2 separate regions of the Homo sapiens genome follow, and region 1 is linked to region 2. The links are chromatin contacts, found by Hi-C or POLR2A ChIA-PET in ENCODE. All regions are on one chromosome and are shown on one strand. Each heading gives the region's core, a stretch centred on a gene start or an enhancer-like site at or near the end of the contact. The rest is flanking DNA. Distances are from core to core; before and after follow the strand shown.

Evidence for each region. A loop is a pair of places that touch in the nucleus more often than their neighbours do. ChIA-PET counts read pairs that join two places held with the same protein, here RNA polymerase II (POLR2A). Pooled maps may share reads with other maps.
Region 1: a loop to region 2 is called in a map of endothelial cell of umbilical vein, with 9 times the contacts of the local background. The contact joins two enhancer-like sites. A Hi-C loop is called at or near these places in 2 of 168 maps with a recorded cell type or tissue (PC-3 and endothelial cell of umbilical vein), 9 of 37 single-sample maps with no recorded cell type and 15 of 50 pooled maps. POLR2A ChIA-PET finds 5 or more read pairs at or near these places in 6 of 52 experiments (GM12878, MCF 10A, T-cell and 2 more).

The regions. Positions count from the first base shown.
Region 1 is chr3:15,767,436-15,770,395 of GRCh38, forward strand. The region is part of intron 2 of ANKRD28 (ankyrin repeat domain 28); the gene reads right to left. Among named protein-coding and RNA genes, the nearest start is that of ANKRD28, 29 kb to the right of the region's middle. RefSeq lists a silencer at 1,545-1,594. Within about 2 kb of position 1,701, at least 14 of the 41 ENCODE cell types and tissues checked have a DNase peak (open chromatin) inside an H3K27ac peak, as active enhancers do; they include PC-3 and endothelial cell of umbilical vein, where a contact is called at or near this core.
Region 2 is chr3:15,629,303-15,632,479 of GRCh38, forward strand. The region is part of intron 1 of BTD (biotinidase); the gene reads left to right. Among named protein-coding and RNA genes, the nearest start is that of BTD, 29 kb to the left of the region's middle. Within about 2 kb of position 1,534, at least 12 of the 41 ENCODE cell types and tissues checked have a DNase peak (open chromatin) inside an H3K27ac peak, as active enhancers do; they include PC-3 and endothelial cell of umbilical vein, where a contact is called at or near this core.

The DNA of each region.
Region 1 (2,960 bases), core at 451-2,950, 140 kb after region 2:
GCTGGTCACTTAGCCACCCAGTGAGAGAATACATTCCTGGCCTCCCTTGAAGTTGTTGCTTGGTGTGGACCAATGGTATGTGAGTGGAAATTAATAATGGGCACAACTTCCAGGTCATCTTCAACTTAAAAGACAACTACTCTAGGCTGGGCACAGTGGCTCACGCCTGTAATCCCAGCACTTTGGGAGGCTGAGGTGGCGGGTGGATCACGAGGTCAGGAGATCGAGACCATCCTGGCTAACACAATGAAACCTAGTCTCTACTAAAAAAAAAAAAAAAAAAAAAAAAAAAAAAAAAAAAAAAAAGCCGCACGTGGTGGCGGGTGCCTGTAGTCCTGGCTACTTGGGAGGCTGAGGCAGGAGAATAGCATGAACCCGGGAGGCAGAGCTTGCAGTGAGCTGAGATGGCGCCACTGCACTCCAGCCTGGATGACAGAGAGAGACTCTGTCACCAAAACAAAACAAAACAAAACAACAAAAACAAAAACAAAACTACTCTAGAAAGGGGCTAATTGTTTCCTGCTTCCCACAGGCTGGAAGGCACATGTGAAACTGAGCCCCTTTGACCATGGAAATGCAGGCCAATATACTAGCATACTGTCAAGCAACAAGATCTGGAATAAATAATCCTACAGAAAAGAGCTGCCTTACTAGCTTGGATCACTGACTTTCATGCTATTAAGATAAATAAACTTATTTAAAGTAGGTAGTATATTTGGGGGGCCTCTTACCATATTAGAATACTAATACAGTTTTCAAGATTTAAACAAATGAAAAATTATACTTCATTTTGTAATAATTTTCTTGTTTAGGAATCCCTTAATTACTTTAAGAAAAAATAGTTGGGCTATTGAGAATTAAAGTAAAAACCTGCTTGCTAGGCAAAAGAAGGATTAAATATCTACAGGCAATCCAAAAAAGGCTTAGCTGTAGTATGTGATGTTATTATACAGACGTATCTTAACATTTGGGAGGCTGTGGTGGGAGGATCACTTGAGGCCAGGAGTTCTACATCAGCCTGGGCAATATAGTGAGACCTCATCTCTACAAAAAAATAAATAAGTAAATAAATTAGCTGGGCTGGTGGCATGCACCTGTAGTCCTAGGTACTCGGCAGGCTGAGGTAGGATGGCTTGAGTCCAGGAGCTTGAGGCTGCTGTGAGCTATGACCATGCCATTGCACTCCAGCCTGGGCAACAGAGCAAGATCTTCTCTGGCGGGGGGCGGCGGTGGGGCAGGGGGGCAAATGTGTGTAACATATAATTATCACTGGTCTCTTCAAACATTTCTTCCTATAATTTTAATGCTGCTTTTGTCCTTAAAATAGTAACAGGTGTTCCAGTAAAGGGAGGTTGATATAGTGCCAATAATGTTAAATTGTTCAGTAAGCTAAGGGTTCTTTCTCTCACCACAATTAGCACAAGACCTTGTTTTTTATTCCAACATATACCACCCCAGGAAACAGAATGCTCTACACAGAAATTATTCAACAATTGTTGAAAGAGCTAACACAGAACCACTAAAGTAACAGAATACATGCAAAGATGTGTCCTAATTTAGTCATTTTTTTAAAAGAAAGGATACTTTGCCTAGGCTTTTCAGTGTTACTCATTAACACAGCAAACTTCCTAGAGTGTTTAAATATGATCAGATTTAGTCAAACTGAGAAACATCTATTGCACCAGATAAACCACACACATAGCACAACAACACAGAAAGTGAGTCATCTGTGTGTGAGGGATGTCTGGAATTCTATGACTCAATGCCTCTCGAATCCCATTAATGTGTTTTATGATTCATATGAACACAGTTTTTCCTCTCTGCAAATCAATTTGAAGAAAAGGGAGAAATACAACTGGCTAATTTTGAAAGAAAGAATTTATATATCATATTTTACTACAGTTAAACATTGAAAATTAGGTAATAAAATATTTAAGATTTCTTTCACCAAAATGTATTAAAATTAAAAAGTGACGATCCCCTTAGACACAGTAATTCCATTTTAAGGCTTTTTTAAAAAAAGCCTACATATCCAGATAAAATGATTAAGTATATTTATTGAATCACTGTAGGAGGCAAAATGCTAGTAACAACTTAAATGCCCACTAAATGGTTACCTAAAATTATAAAACACAAAAAATTCTTAATCTTTATTTAACTGACTCACAAGATTAACCAATATCCTCGGCTTCCTGAGTAAAATTAATAGATGACTTTGGCACATTAAATATTCTGACTAGTAGTTTACCACTAACAAGCCTACACAGTTTTGCTCCCATGATGGGGTATGTTTATCAAGGGTAAGCTGTGTTTGTTACCACAACTGAAGAATCAATAAAAGCAAACTACTGAAAAAAGGGAAGTGCTATTGAATTGGGTATGGCTGAGACAATTGGAAACACTAAGGCAAACAGTGAACAGTAAAAACCTTAGGGGTTTTGCCCTAAGATTATTTCTTAAGGGTCTAATTTCTCACATCAGCTACAGAAACTCAAAATGGAAGTTATAGATAATGCACTGTGAGTATGGTCTGAGCAAGGAAGAGTACACTGAACACCTGTCAGTGGACTCCACATCCATTGAAAAAGCCTTGGTCTAACTTAAAAAAAAAAAAAAAAGTTATGTACCTTATAGGCACTAGAAAGGATTTAACAAATTATGTTAGTGGAGAACACTTGCCATATAGGTTGTAGAAGACTTCCATATTGACTTTGGGTATGAGAATGAAGCACATTTTAGAACTACCTCTGACAGACAACTGTAAAACAACTGTTAAAACTAGTTCCAAGATGCATGCTATGATCCTCTTCCTCCAAGGAATACTTTGAAAACCTCTGTGGAACCTTAAAGTTTCAGATTATAATATGAAATATCATTAGCATTTATCAGAGCAATGTAACTTTAAAGAAAAATCATAAATAGTCCACATTTCTATTATCATCCTTAATAATTACTATGTA
Region 2 (3,177 bases), core at 284-2,783:
GCCATAAAATGCAGATTCTCAGACCCTATTCCATACCTACTCAATCAAAACTTCCAGGCATGGGCTCCAGAGATCTGTGTGTTCAAGCCTTCAGGTGACTCTGATGGCGTGCTTACATTTGAGACCCTCTGCTCTGGTCTGATCACCCAGAATCTCCCTTGGGAGAGCTACCTTGAAATTTCTGCTTATTTCCCCTGCAGCGTATTGAAGACTCCACGGTGGTTGTTTTGTTTTGTTTTGAGATGGAATCTCACTCTGTCACCCAGGCTGGAGTGCAATGGTGCGATTTGGGCTCACTGCAACCTCCGCCGCCCGAGTTCAAGCGATTCTCCTGCCTCAGCCTCCCGGAGTAGCTGGGATTACAGACACGTGCCACCATGCCCGGCAAACTTTTTGTATTTTTAGTACAGACAGGGTTTCACCTCCGCAGTGGTCATTAAAGCTTGACCACTAAATTGCCCTGGTTCTTCAACATGCACTAGGCAGGCTGGACCAGAAGCCAGGAGACCTGGCTCCCAGTCTCATTATCATTACTAACCAGTCCTGGAGTTTTCCCTCACCATGAAGATGGAATTTTTACCATCTGCTTTCTCTGCTTTGTGTGGCAGGAAGATAAAAAAATAATAATAATGGATATTCAAACGGTTTATATTGCATGTAAAATGCAATGTGGCATTGATTGTAGATCCCTTAATTCAGACAGATTTCCCCACGCAGACGCTGTGTGTCACAGGGGGAATGGGCAGCGTCACTTTTTACATCCAGTCATATTGTATGAAATTGCAACAAATTCAAAAAGATGCCATCGTGGGAGTGTGGTGAGTAAAAAACAGCTTTCATGAAACTCAAATCTTGAAAGTCAGATGCTTTCTGGGTCTTGTTTAACTGTAAAAGAGATAGATGAAGTATTAGAAATGGAGAAGGAAAGGGGGGAAAAGCCATCCATTTACTGCTTAAGAATGGCTCTGCTATTGCGATACCTAAGGTCACATGCGTAGCCACTTGGGTTAATGATACTCAGTTTGTCCACGGAGTGGCAGTAGCAACTGTCTGAGAATCAGTCTCAGCCGGGGTTCCTTCTGTCTATAGAAAGTGAAAGACAGACTGTTATTCAAATTCCATGTGCAAAAAAGCCTTCTTACATTAAATACCTGGGCATTTCAGGAAGAAGTTTTATTTGACTTAAACTGTGAAGGCAGTTTCTCATTTGAGGAAAAGAAAGATATAACGTGTTTCAGTTGAAATGTCAAGATCCTTTGATTGCACATTTGGTTTCCTAGGATAAATTATTCTAGCCAATGGAGCAGAAACTGGCTAATCAAAGGCACAGTGCACAGTTACACTTCTGTATATCATTCTCTTTTTTTAAAATAATAGCTGGAATTTTTTTTGAAAGTGAAATTACAATTTACCACCTCAACTCAGAGGACATATTAGCTTGATAACTTATTCACAGTTGCTGGTGAGTTCAGGCTTAAATCATCAGCTGTCACTCACAAGTGTTTACCCTTGAACTTTCCGAATGAGACATCAAACGTCTTGGTAGTGGGTGGGTTTAAACAAAGCTGCCCACGCGAGAACCATTGTGGAGCTTCTTGTTCCAGGGGCCGGTCACGGACAAGCTCATGACCAGCACACTCAGATGTGACAATCAGATAACAAGAGGCAAGAGAAGACTTTCTGGGAAATAAAAGATCATTTTTGTGATTTCTTTAAATTCAGATCATATAAATTAGGTGAAGATAGACATTATTTCTCCTGTTTATGTAAAAGAATTTAGACAATGAAGTCACGAAATTCATGAGAATAATTTAAAGACTGTTGGAACTTCCCAATGTTTTTCTTGGCATTCAGTCACTACACATAGAAATGTATACTATGCCGGTTCCTAATGACTTAGCAGTTCCCTCAGGCTTTGTTCCACAGGATGTGACATCTCCTCTGCCAACTTTTCCTGCCTCCTTTCCTAATCATAGGATTGCTATTCTCCCTGACAAGTAAAGAATGACAAGATATTTTATTAAAAAGATGTTTTATTTATCTTTTAAAGATTTTTTAATGTATGTATCTGCCTCTGAAATTATTAAGAATGCCTTAATAATAATCCCTCTCATTTTATTTCAGAAGACACTATTGTAATAGCATGGCTAGGAAGGAAACACAGCTAATTATTAAGATGAATCATTTAGCAAGGTGGGGAAAAATCCCTTGTGTGTAAAAATATCTAGTGATTGACATATTACCAAATTTACATGAAATAGATTTCCATGTAATTGAGACTGATTTTTCCTATTAGATGGAAAGAACCTTCCTGATCAGGACTGGTGTTGGGGGAATGTTTTCCTTATGAAATCAGAAGCAGAGCTTCTGTAGGGCCGTCCAAGATCAGGATGCTTACTTCAAGATGCCACTCTGCATCTCTCCCCACCTGCCAAGTGTTTCCTGTCTCCCAGATGCTTTCTATTGGCTTATTGTAAGGACTTTGACTTCTGCGCTACGTGAACTGGGGAGTCACTGGAAGAGTTTCAGAGGTGCACCTTGGTAGACTCAGGCTTTCTCTGGATCTCACTGGCTGCTCTTATGAGTCCAGAATGGAAGAGGATGAGGACAAATGCAGGGGGATGTTAGGAGACCACTAAGCAGGTCCCTGTCATTTCTCTCTCTGTGATTCCTTTTGCTGCCACTTTCTCCTTGTCCCCTTGGCTCCAGCCCCCTGCTGTCCTTGCTGTTTCTTGCACCCGCCCGTGAGGCATGCTCCTGCCTCAGGCTCTCTGCCTGCCGTGCTCTCACCTCGCAGACCCACGTGATTTCCTCCCGAACCCCCTTCAGGCCTCGGTCCAAACATCACCCTCTCATCGAGGTCTTCCTTGACCACACTGCTTAAAATTGTCCCCCTCGCCTCACCTTACCACCTTCACTGCCTCATTTCTCCTTTGTGCTTAATCACCATCTCACACAGTTATCCAGAGCACGAGCCCCACGAGGAAGGGTCTGTCTTGTCCACTGTTGGACCCCTGACACCTAACCCCTGGGGCTGGCCCACAGTTGGGAATTGCATGGCTGTCTGAAGCCAGCACCTTCCTGGTTCTGCTGTTCCCTGGAAGTGGGGTTCAGTACACCCCACGAGCCAAGGCCCTCATCTCAGAGGGCGTGCACATGGTTGCCTCAATTGTGCTT